Linked DNA regions of Homo sapiens: region 2 is linked to region 1. Evidence: chromatin contacts called from ENCODE Hi-C data. All regions are on one chromosome and are shown on one strand. Each heading gives the region's core, a stretch centred on a gene start or an enhancer-like site at or near the end of the contact. The rest is flanking DNA. Distances are from core to core; before and after follow the strand shown.

Evidence for each region. Hi-C counts contacts between places; a loop is a spot of excess contacts on that map. Pooled maps may share reads with other maps.
Region 2: a pooled map shows a loop between it and region 1 (2.7-fold over the local background). The contact joins the enhancer-like site here to the promoter of NTRK2 in region 1. A Hi-C loop is called at or near these places in 2 of 50 pooled maps.

Annotation. Positions count from the first base shown.
Region 1 is chr9:84,666,455-84,672,525 of GRCh38, reverse strand. NTRK2 (neurotrophic receptor tyrosine kinase 2) reads right to left here and starts at 2,797. Exons shown (of 19, transcript NM_006180.6): 1 at 2,638-2,797; 2 at 1,566-2,149. The coding sequence starts at 1,777. RefSeq lists a silencer at 4,053-4,272.
Region 2 is chr9:84,755,814-84,761,884 of GRCh38, reverse strand. All of the region lies in intron 12 of NTRK2 (neurotrophic receptor tyrosine kinase 2), which reads right to left. Among named protein-coding and RNA genes, the nearest start is that of NTRK2, 89 kb to the right of the region's middle. RefSeq lists an enhancer at 2,271-2,470. Within about 2 kb of position 2,469, at least 2 of the 41 ENCODE cell types and tissues checked have a DNase peak (open chromatin) inside an H3K27ac peak, as active enhancers do.

The DNA of each region.
Region 1 (6,071 bases), core at 1,548-4,047:
CATATGGCCTTCTCCATCTAACTACTGACACCCCATCTCATGAAAAAGATTCTGACAAAAGGCCACAGACTTTGGACCAGCCTGGTAAGCCTCAACCAGCCCAGTCCAAGACCACCACAGTTGGGGCCCTATCCACCCTTGCTCTCCGCTCTTGGCTCCTGCTCTCCTTGCCAAAAAGATAGAGATCCTAGCACCCTGGACTCAGCCCGACAGTTGGCTGCTCCCGACACATCTCAGCTATGCTAGGCCTGAACATTCCCCTCTGCTCTGCTGTCATTTCCTTTTGCCTGAGGCTTACACCATAAGCATCAGCAGCAGAACAGGCAACAGAGACTAGGAAGGTCTCTTACTTACATTAAAAAACAGGTTATCTTGGTCAACTACGTTGGCAGAAACATGGTTGTATGTTTTCTGTGGAAGGAAAAATGCATGCGCACTCGACAACCGGAAGGCCACAGCCCAAGCCCCACTTTAGGGCTGCCTATCTCAGTATCAAACACAATAAGGAAAACTGGGAGAAACTTTGCCTTACAATCTTCCACGTATACGAATAAAATCTCATGTTAATGAGATGTATGGAATGACAGCATCCTTCAGGAAAAAAATGATAACAATAACAGTCCAGTAGAGGTGACACAGGAATGCTAGAGAAAGGACTGGCAAGTTCTTGCTTGGTGATGCATTTGTCACAAAGCATCAGAAAAGGAGAATAGAAATACACAGTTCTGTTTCTTCAAGCCACAACAAGCTCAAACATTTCCAGGGACACAGAGGTCCAATGCTAAAGCCAGCCTTCATCAGAGTTCTACCCAGTGCTTTATCATCCAACCTAGTCCTGGGAAATTATTCAATGGGCAATTAAGAGTTATAATCCAAGTGGTCTCAAAATCATATCTCTGGGAAGTCAAGTCCAAATTAAATTAGACCAGGCTTTTAGGCTTCCAACTATCATATTTTTTTCTTTTGAGCGAGTGCATTTCAACACTCAGAACTTCTCCTCTTACAGATCATTTTCAAGGCCATCTCTGGATGCCATCTCCTAAGCAAAATCCGATATATAAAATGAAAAGGGAAATTGGTTAACTTAAATCTCAAAAAAGATGTTAAGGGAGAGACTGTCACTTCCCTCAACAGATTTGGGAAAGTTAATTATTTTAACCTCTTTTCTAGTGAATATTAATGGAACTTCTAACACAACATACACACAGCACTTTATGAAACAAAAATGCCCAAAACTAAGTTAGTGCATACTGAAAGCCTAAAGCACACCCAGCAGAGCTTTGAAATATAAAAAGCATAGTGAGTTCCTTCCCACGAGGAATAAATATATAATCGGCATATGTATATCTATATTTGAAACTTATTCTAAAGTGTCACACTTCTCCCTGCACTAGCAGTCCCAAGCCAGTGAAACAGCAGGTAACTGACAGATGACCCTGTCCTGCATCCCTTGTCTTTGACTTCTCCCCACTCTTGGGACAGCATTCACTTCCAGGACCTACCCACCTGGCCAGCTCGGGCCCTAGGGGCAAGGAGAAAAAGGAGGAAAAGCTCCAGGAACTCACATTTCGGTGATGTTCTCAGGATCTACACTGTTAGGCTCCAATCTCGGAAATGCCACGATGCCAGGAGAAGGGTCGCTGCACCAGATCCGAGAGGCACTGCATTTGCAGGACGTGGGACAGGCGAAAGCGGCCCTCCAGAAGCCCACAACCAGCCAGCAGAAGCCCCAGAGCCGCGCCATGGCGGGTCCATGCCACCTTATCCAGGACGACATCCCTAGCAGCCAGTGCCAGCCCGAGTGCCTGTCCCCGCGCTGCACCGGCCGCTTTCCCCCACCCGTGCGGGGAGGCCTTCCCTGCGCTTGCGGCTCTCTTAACTCCTCGGTGCTTGTTGCGGGCGTGCCGAGTCCAGCTTATCAGAGGCTGAGCTGGTCCGGAGCGAAGAGTGTTCCGGCAGGCGGCAGGGTTCACAGTGGCCCCGGCATAGCGAACCGCTTTACAGGGGGGCGCTACCGCTGCTCGGAGCTCCGCGGCGGCCGTCGCTGCATGGCCCGGCGCGCCGGGCACCGACCGGCGGCGCTCCCGGGACTCTCTGGGGCGCAGATTCCTTGTTAGATGCGAATGGGGGTCCGGTATGCACCTCGAGGCTGAGGACAAACAGACACGCGTAAGACTGAGCGTAGGACCCCCAACACCACTAATTGGGGCACTCTCCCTCTCTGCTCGCGTCATCCCCACCCCGACCCCAGCCCGGAGACTGTGGATGGATGAGTGCCCAGCTCCGGCCCAGGAATCAACTTGCCCCGCGATGGCACTGACGCCGCTGGAGCCACCAGTGTGCCCACTCTCTCTTCGAGCCTGAGGCCAAGGGAGGGGAGGTAGGGAAAGGGTCCCCAAGACAGGATTCCATGGTACAGGCCGGGCGAAGGACCCTTTAAAGGGGAATGCGGAGACTGCCGGCGGCTTTGGCTCCGCGACGGGGCCCCCGAATGATGCTGCAGAATCCGCCACGGCCGCTGGGTGCCGGTGGCGCGGGCAGGTGGCGCGGCACGTCCCACCTGGGGAGTAGCCGAGGCCGCCCCAGGGGGAGACAGTGAGGGCCGAGGCGACCGAGGGCACTATCTGCGCTGCTCACCCGGGCTCCGGCGCCTCACGCCCGCCGGCGGCGCCTGGGTCCAGGCTCCTGCTACCGCCGGGGACTGAGCGCGTAGAGCGCGAGCGAAGCAGCCAGCGAGGCTCCTGCTCCAACCCAATTCCGGGAGCCGCCGCCGCCGCCTCTGCTACTGCTGGCGAAGTGACGTGAGGGCTGACGCAGAGCAGGGGCAGAAACTCCAGAAAATTAGTCTGAAATCCAAAAACACACACACGCTCATACACACACAAACCCATAACACCCTCCAGACAAAAGCACCAGGGAGGGGAGGGGAATCTGGGGGCGAGCAGGGAGGAGGGAGGCATCGGTGCCACTGGCCAGAAGCAGACAGCAGCAGCATGTGGGAGTTCACACACGCGCGCACACACGCACACATCCTGGCCGTGTAGACATGCACGCGCGTGCGTGTGTGTGTCTGTGTGTGTGTGTGCATTTACATCCAGGTACCTCTAAGATGAACCGTTCCTCCGTTCGACGCCTCCCGGTCCCTAATTCACACCACAGTCTCTTCTACAATCGCGGTAGAGGCTGTCTCCCTTTTTGAAATGGAAACCGTGCTTGGTTCAGCTCTGAAAAATGCGCTGATTCTTATTATAGGAATCCTCCCTCCCTTCTCCCTCCCCGCGTTCTCCTTTCCCACCCTGCCTAAAAGGGAGGGCAAGCTATCCTAAAAATAAATAAATGTTGTAAACACCAAAACGTGTTCTGCATTGGTAACCAAGGATCACCGCCCCCATTCCGGGCCACCTATTTGGGGATCGGTGGTTTTGGAGGGGCTTCCTGTTGGTGCTTTTGCAGAGGGAAGGGAGTCTCCAAACACAATTCTAGCTCTCTAAGTGGGTCTTTTTCCTGCCGTTTTCTGCCATCACACGCCCGGGAAATAGAGACATGTGAGGGGAAGGGAGCGCGCCTGATGCGTATTCTAAATGCTCGGTGGCCACCCTGGCCTGTCCGATGTGTGGCGCCGCGTCATTTTCTCTCATCCTTTAACCTGACGGGATGTAGCCATTCCCAGATCGTGGATTCACTCCCCGCGATGCCCACCCCCACGTAGGGCATCCCAAGCCCTTGCTCCCCTGCCGTACCTTGCGCGTGTTCATGTGTGCTAGGGTGTGCGCGAACGCGTGCCCTGCGCCCGCGCTGCCCGGAGCACGATATGCATCCAGCTACGAAGAAGCCAGGCGCGGGCAGAGCCTCGGGGTCTCACTAGGGACAAATTAGGCGATCCGGGAGGGTCGGGTGACAAACCGTAACTATTCTGCGGGTGCAGTTAAATGATGGCTGCGGGGCATTTGCAAGCCTTGTCTGAGAATCCGTCTTCCCTTTTGCGGCTCGGAATCTGTTTTTCCGCAGTCATTTAAAAGAGAACGGGGAAAATACACCGCAGTGCCTGACACTTCCGAGGGCTCTGGTGCCCCCGCGCGGGGAGAGAGCGCCCGGCACGCTCCGGAGCACCAGCCCATGGCCCGGGTCGCGGCGGGCACAGCGCTGGGGGCGCGCTCTGGCGCCAGATGCGCAACCAGCGGCGCCCGACGCCTGCGCGTCCCTGCCCGGCCGGTGCGCGGCTCTCCTGGCCTCGCCGAGCTCCTGCCCGGGGGAAAAAGGCGGGCAATCCTTCTCTCTCGAGAGAGCAATGGGTTGGAGTCTCGTTCAAAATATAGTAATAGTCACTGATCTACCCGCAGAGTTTGGGGATGGGAAGGATCAAGAAACCGAACGTTAGAGTGAATGCTCGGATCTAGGCCAAGCGTTAAATATTACGAAGGGAACGTAAAACATCTATTGGGGCTTTTTTGTACAGATCCTGGGCGCTGAGTGTAACCGCGGGAATTCTTGGACAGCACCCAAAAATCTTGCTGCAGGTCCCGAAAGCAAGGCCAGCAGGTCTATCTCACCACTGTCACTCGGCTGTAACACACATCGAGTGGTGAACGGCCAGGCTGAAGTTTACTCCTGAGCTGCGCCTCTATTCTCTACTAGGTGAGGACGCGCCAAGGAAGAGACGCCAAGGGCAAAAATGACCTGGTCTCAGACGCACGTAAAACTCCGCCTGTCTTGTCAGTGAACCTTAAGCGGAGAAGCCCCTGAGGAACACTTGGGGAAGGAAGGAGTGTGTGCGTAATCACCCACATTTCTCTCACACTCCCATACTCTGAGCCCATTTTTCTAAGAAACGGCCCATTTTCGCCCTAGTGGCTGCAGCATGTCAATGCGGTATGGAGAATAGGCAGTCTTACGGTGGTTTGTACACCAGAAGAGTCTAATTATGTTGGAATATTTGTAGAGTTTCTATTAGAGTAAATATATGCTACTATTATAGTTGGATTCTAAATATATTCCACTATCTCCCACTTAAAATTAGGATTTGCGGTCCTACTTCTAATCACCCTACTTCTGCTCTACTATTTCAACCATAGCAGTTTGTCCTTTGGACAGATAATTTACTTATTATATATATTTTTAAAATTTCTCCCAGAAGAATGTACACTCCATGAAGGCAGGGATTTTTATCTATTTTATTCATTGATATCTCTCAAGGACATAGTAGGTGTTAAAATATATGTGTATTTTTAATGAATAAATAAAATAAAATAAAGGAGATCTCACTTTCTTAACCTCTAAGTCTGCAAGAACCTGGATAATTCCCCCAGACACGCTCCTTCTCACCTTCACAATTTCAAATCTTCCTTGCGTTCTGAGTGCTCCTAGCACTGCTTAAAACCTTGCCTTACTTTCTGTCTCATTTAGTAGCCAGATAGGCTTCAGTACTGGGCCAGAGAGGGCCTCCCACTTATTCATGCTAGTAACTGAACACCTCCATGGACAGTGTCTAGAACACACTGGTGATCAGTAGCTATTTCTTAACTGATAGAATTGTGGATCTACCTCGATTTTAAGACCTATAAGATATGTCCCAGAGATCACTTCAAGGATTCTCAGATCACACCTTTGTAAGAGATGATGAACATTTTTCAGATGAACAATATAGAGATGACTTTTTTCTAGATCCCTTGAATGCAGGCATAGAAATTAAGTGCTGCAGGTTCCTACCTGCACTGAACCATGATGTACCTAGAGCAATGTTTCTCAAACTCTTTTGACCATGATCCACAATAAGAAATGCCTTTTATATCACAACCCAATGAACACATACATAAAGGCATATACTAACTAAAAAAGAAGTGTCATAATACAAAACTTACTTACCCTTAGTACATAAACTAATATATCCTTTTCTCTTCTACACCATTTCATTTCTGAATGCATGTAATAACTCAATACATTGATTTTAACATCCAATACTGAGTTGTAAAAAAATAAGCAAGAATACTGCCAACTTCTGATTAAAATGGAGTAATAGGGAACGGATTTGTTCTCTCAATCATATGACCAAAACACTGAACAAAATATATTAA
Region 2 (6,071 bases), core at 1,220-3,719, 90 kb before region 1:
TGGGGACATAGCCAAACCATATCACTCTGACAAGATGCATGCTACCTGCAAATTAACAGTAAACAGATTCACTGGGAATGCCAACTAAATAGAAAATACCTTCTATTGATAACTTAGAGGCAATATTTTCTGGAGATGACCGCACATTTGAAGGTATAGTCAGGGATATTTAGTGTTGGCTCCAGATGCAGTATTTCATATGTCAACAGTAAAGAGACTGTGGCTACACAATAGAGAAAAAGATTACATCATTACACACCATAATAATAAAGGATCTCACCAGAAGTGCAGGGCAGACTTTTGTAGTGAGTGTGTGATTGTATATAATGGTTTTGTAACAAGGTGGTAGATATTAAAGCTGGAGGGGAGGCTCAGATGATTCTCTGTCCTGTACTATTATAATATTTCTGGTCTTTATGCAATTTTCATTTACAGGCAATCCAGGAAGCAAGTGCAGGAAAGGCTCAGTTGGGTGGTTGACTATACTCAAGTCTTGCCAGGACTTCTAAAGTTGACAACCACAACCATAAATAGAAACACCACTTCATTCTCAACATTCTCCCTCCCCACAGCACCCTCACCCCTTAAGTCACCTCCCCCTTCCTTCCTTACACTGTCGCTGAAGACAGAGATGACTCTTCTGCTTCAATCCAGGATATTAATGTCTACAAAAGACTTAAAGAATTGAAATAGAGATCAGGTCACTAGCTCACTGGCTCATTCTCTCTCTCATTCTCTTTGTCCTCAGGCCACTAAAGTTCCCAGATGATCACAGAAAAGGCCAATGTGTTTCTGCTTTTGCTGACGCTTTGATAAAAACAAAGGTCTTCCACCACTGTTAGCCTGTCCAAGCCTTGGCTTTCTCACAGAAAATGCAGGGTCTGTGGTTATAATAATATAAATGACAATCTATTGCATAAGGAAGAATTTAATTTCTTGACAATCCCTCTTTTCCTTTCTAGCAGGCTGTACATACATCAGAATTAAGGCCTATTTTTTAAAATAAATCACTTTAGCAGTTATAATCCTTTCTGTACAAAAGGGAAACACATTAGAAGTTTCCATGAGGTCGTGTTTTTAGATCTAAGCTAGTGGGTGTTGGGGGGTCCCATCCCCCTCCCATTCCTGCCCTTTCCACCTCTTTACTTTGGAAAATATTTCTCCCCTGAAAAACTGCTAAAACCTACATACCAAATCAATCAATCAATGAAACAAGTTTTTATAAACCCCAAAATAATTTAAAGTGATGAATTCTTCAGAGGACAATAAAATTAAGAATTTGCAATAATTCACACATAGTGTATTAAAGGGCTGAAGGGCTTAAAAGAAGCACACATATCAGCACATTTGTATTCATGATACATACCCATAAAGTAGATACACATTGTAATTACAATTTTTTTCTATAGACTCAACTAATAAACCTGGAAACACTAATATTCACTGTTTACATTTGCGACATTTTTCTGCATTCCAGATTCAATATGAATTCAACAAGAATCACCCTATAATATTTTCTTTAATAATGTATTACTAAAACATAAATCTGAAAAGTAACTACCTCTTAGAGAATTAGTTTAAAGAGACAGATACTAAACTAAGCACTGATTTAATTCTTATAATCACCTGAAGAGATGAGTATTATTCCCTCAATTTACCAAAGAGGAATTAAGATTTAGAGTTTAACAATTTGCCCAAAATGATGACCAGCAGGCGGGAGATCTGGGATTTAAACTCAAGCATGTTTGATTCATATGTCTTCAATATTACTTTCCTATATGTTCCTTGGGTTGAAGACTCAGGAGTTAACAACTTACAAACATGAAGGATGTGCATTATTCAAACAGGCTGTCTTCTGAAGTGCCACGTGACAATTCTGCTGATTTAGAGCTAAATGTATTCCCATAGTCATTTAGTATTCTTGCTCAAAATAAAGTAAGATAAAATCAAAGCATATGTTAGAATTTAAGCCAAGTTATTATCTGTCTTCTTCATAAATTCTGAAAAGCTTTTCCACCAAAATCAGATGTTAGGAATGAGATGGAAGAAAAACAAGAGAGGAAAAAATATAAAATTAGAAAGCAAAGACATGCAGGACAAAATGACAGGGAAAACAACGAAAGGTAAAAGAGAAGTGAAGGGGGAAAAGAAGAAGAAAACCAGAAGATTTTCAGATTTTGAAAGTCCTGTCTGAAATAGGCCATAAGCTATGTGAGGAGGTCAAAGCAAATTCCCCCCAAGGTTAATGGAAGACCAAAGAAGTGGTAACAATATTTCCTGACCTTTAAGTACAAAATCTAATTTTTTATAGGCTCTTTCACCTTTAGTGAAAATACTAGCATGGAAAGTCCCAAACAATATTGCATGCACTTTCTACATTACAGGAAAACAAGAGCTCTCACATGAATCATGCTGCGGTTGTGGGAATTCCCAGGTAAAACCAGCAATTAAAAGGTAGAGTGCATCCACCTACAAGGCTAAAGGCAGAGATGCCGATTCTTTTGCTTCCTGTCTGGGCTACTCTAGCCAATTCTTAGAAGTCTGACACACATTTTCAATATGTTGTAAAGAATAAGCATCTTCTGCTCTCAGATAGACAGAAGCCAAATGTTGGCAGGGAAAGAAGTAAGAGACTTTAAAAAGTAGATCCTCACCTCACAAACACACGGGAAAAGCTTTCTATAGCATCGCCAAACAACAGAAAAGGAACACTTGGACTAATTCTTTTCTCTAGATTCATTTTCATTTTGTTACCTTACTCAATGACTCTTTCAACTGAATGTCTTTTCTGAAATTTCTGAGGACTTGGTTGATATTGACAAATTTTGTTGCCTCTTAAGAGAGTGCTGAGATAGACTTTGAACTCCACTTGAAGCTGGGAGGAGAGTAGTTTAACAAAGGGTTTCTGTGAAAACTTATTTCTCTGATACTATTTTGTGTGGTTTATATTCCCATGCTATAAGAAAGAACTGGCAAAGTTCATTACTTGTTTCACAAAGAAAGAGTTAATTACTGAGATTTTCAAAATTTCTCTTTTGCTTTATTAGTGGCTTTCTGATACAAGAAATTTAAAATATTATTATTCATCTCTATGAAAATGTCACACTAGAATTTATTCAAATATCTTTATTCTATACGTCTCTGAAAAAGAGAGGACTACTTCATACCAAAGTTTAATAAAATAATTACAAAAAGGCCGGGTGCGGTGGCTCACGCCTATAATCCAAACACTTTGGGAGGCTGAGGCGGGTGGATCACCTGAGGTCGGGAGTTTGAGACTAGCCTGACCAACATGGAGAAACCCCATCTCTAATAAAAATACAAAATTAGCCGGGCGTGGTAGCGCACGCCTGTAATCCCAGCTACTCAGGAGGCTAAGACAGGAGAATCACTTGAAGCTGGGCGGCAGAGGTTGTGGTGAGCCGAGATCATGCCACTGCACTCCAGCCTGGGCAACAAGAGTGAAACTCTGTCTCAATAATAATAATAATAATAATAATTACAAAAAGACTAAAGGGCTAAGTTTAAAAAATACATAGAGTAAAAAACTAGTGAAATAAATATTTAGAAATATGTTTACCACCTTAGAGCAGGAAAGATCTTCCTAAGCAAGACACAACTTAAATGGAAAAGATGGACAGATTTGCTTTTATAAAAAGGTAAATCTCTTTGGTTACCAAAAGACACTATCAAAAAGTCAAAAGACTAGAAGAAAATATGAGCCACAAATATCATGAATAAATAAATATATATATATAATTGGCAAAGTATATCTATAACTCAACAATAAAAATAAACATTACTCTTATTTTTCACATGATAAAGATATTTACATTCATTATTAATCAATGTATCATTTAAACTCAAATAGCCAAAAGATTGATAATATTCAGTATAGATCAGAGTAAGAAATGAAAGGGTATCCTTACATACTGTTAGTGGGAGACTAAATTGGAAAGGCATTTATGCAAGGTAATCTATTCACATTTAAACATATATATCTTTCCTCCTAGCAATACATTTCCAAGTATCTATCTTTATACAGAAGATATTATTTGAAAATTACTTGAAATAATTTTCTGAAAACTTGGTAAAAACATAAATGTCCATTAAAAGAAGAAAAGTCAAATAAATCATAATTTGTCAATAATATTAACAACATTACATATTTATAGAGCAATTACTAAGTGTCAGAAACATTCCCAAGTGGTTTATATATATAAGCTCAGTTTGTCTTCATAACAACCCTATGGGTTAGGTATTAGTATTGTCCCATTACAGACGGAAATACCGAGGCAAGAGAGGATGAGATATTTGCTCAAAGTCACATAGCTCGTAAGAGGCAGAGCCAGGTTTCAGATCCAAGTAGCCTGATATCAGACAACTGGGAAATACTATTAAATGGAATGTAGTAGATAGCTAGGTACTGATAAAGAAAAATCCGCAAGGCAAATTGTTACCCCCAAAAAATGCAGAACAAGACTGGTATTATAATTTCCTTATGGAATCAAAAATGAAGCCATATATTTGATTGTTTACATACTATATGCACCCTATACAGTTAAAGAAAGTTATTTCTAGGAGTGGAAATGGTCATGCAGAAGAAGGTGATGGGAACATCCATTTTTATGTTTAGGTATTTCTAAACTCCTTGAAATTTTGAAAAACAAGAGTGCATTCAATTGTTACCATTCTAATTTTTCGACGGCATTTTTCTTTAAAAAAAAGAAGAAGGAAGAGGGTGCATATGGAAAACAGTTTGTCCTTACAGATGTTTCTACAACTGTGTTTCTGGCTTTTGGTCACATTTTTTCCTCTTAAAAGTTGATCCAAATATCTGTTAAACTCAACCTCTTAAATTTCCCAGAATTGTTTTCAGCTCATATAAAAGGCTTTAACCTTCAACCTCTTTAGCTTTGGCCCCGCTATGTTTATGACTATTTTTAAATAGGCAGATTTTTGGTTGCTATTGAAAGACACTCAGAGATCATTTATAAGAGCAGAAAGTTGAACTGTGGGCCTTCAGTCTGGACTTAGGAAAACCCAGATCTGCATCCCAAGGCAGGGTAGCTTTCCAGCCTTTACTAGTTGGAAACCTCCAACACTTAAGTAGGACAAATGAATGTGGATAGGGGAGTTTACATACAAGAATCAGAGGCTGCAGAGGAAATCTGTGCAGTCTATTAGCACTGAATGAGAAGAAAGCTTCCTCTTCTAGTCTCTTCTACAGAGATTTCTTAGGGTCATTTAGATATTTCACTCTTGAGTGACAAAGGCTGCATTAGTACTTAGGAATTAGATATCATATGTGGACTTCCATCAGGAAATGTAAATAACACAAAACTGATAGCCGAAACTATCCTCCAGCAGGGTGATGAATGCCAAGCTCCCTCCTCCCTGCTGGCTCCCTTATATTTTTTGCAACCCTGTACACCATCAATGCCACAGGCAGGGCTCCCAATGTGGAGCACCCTTTGAAGACTTGGCAGCTCTGGTGCTCCTCAATGCTTCCATTTTCCCCTCACATGCACTCCTACGTCTTCAGTGAAGACACGGAGCCAGGAAGCAATGCGAGAGCTAAACACAAGACTTGGTTACAACACAAGGAGAGCATTCAAAGGCATGGTTGCCTATTCCTTTGGCAATGGAGCTGTTCTGGAAAATTCTTTCAGCCCTACTTCAGTGAAAACTAAAATTAAAACAAACCAGAGGCAGCCTTAGAAGAAAAGGGATAATATTATGCATTTTCATATAGGGATATTGATACCGACATAGATTTAGACAGATTTGGTATACATTTTATTCATACATATTAAACATATGTATGAATAAGCCCTACATAGATGGCCAACACTAACAGAAGGGCATTATTTGGCTTCTGCAATTATGGTAGCTACATATCAACCAAAAAAGCAATAGGACAGTGTAAAGGCACAGAAATAAACAAGGAAAAACTGACTGGGAGATATTCTACCCCTTGACATCTTTATGGAAACAGGGCCGGGAGCCTATTGGACACTAGCAGCAAGAAGCTTAAACTCTATCAAGCAAGAATAAAACATAAATTCTAG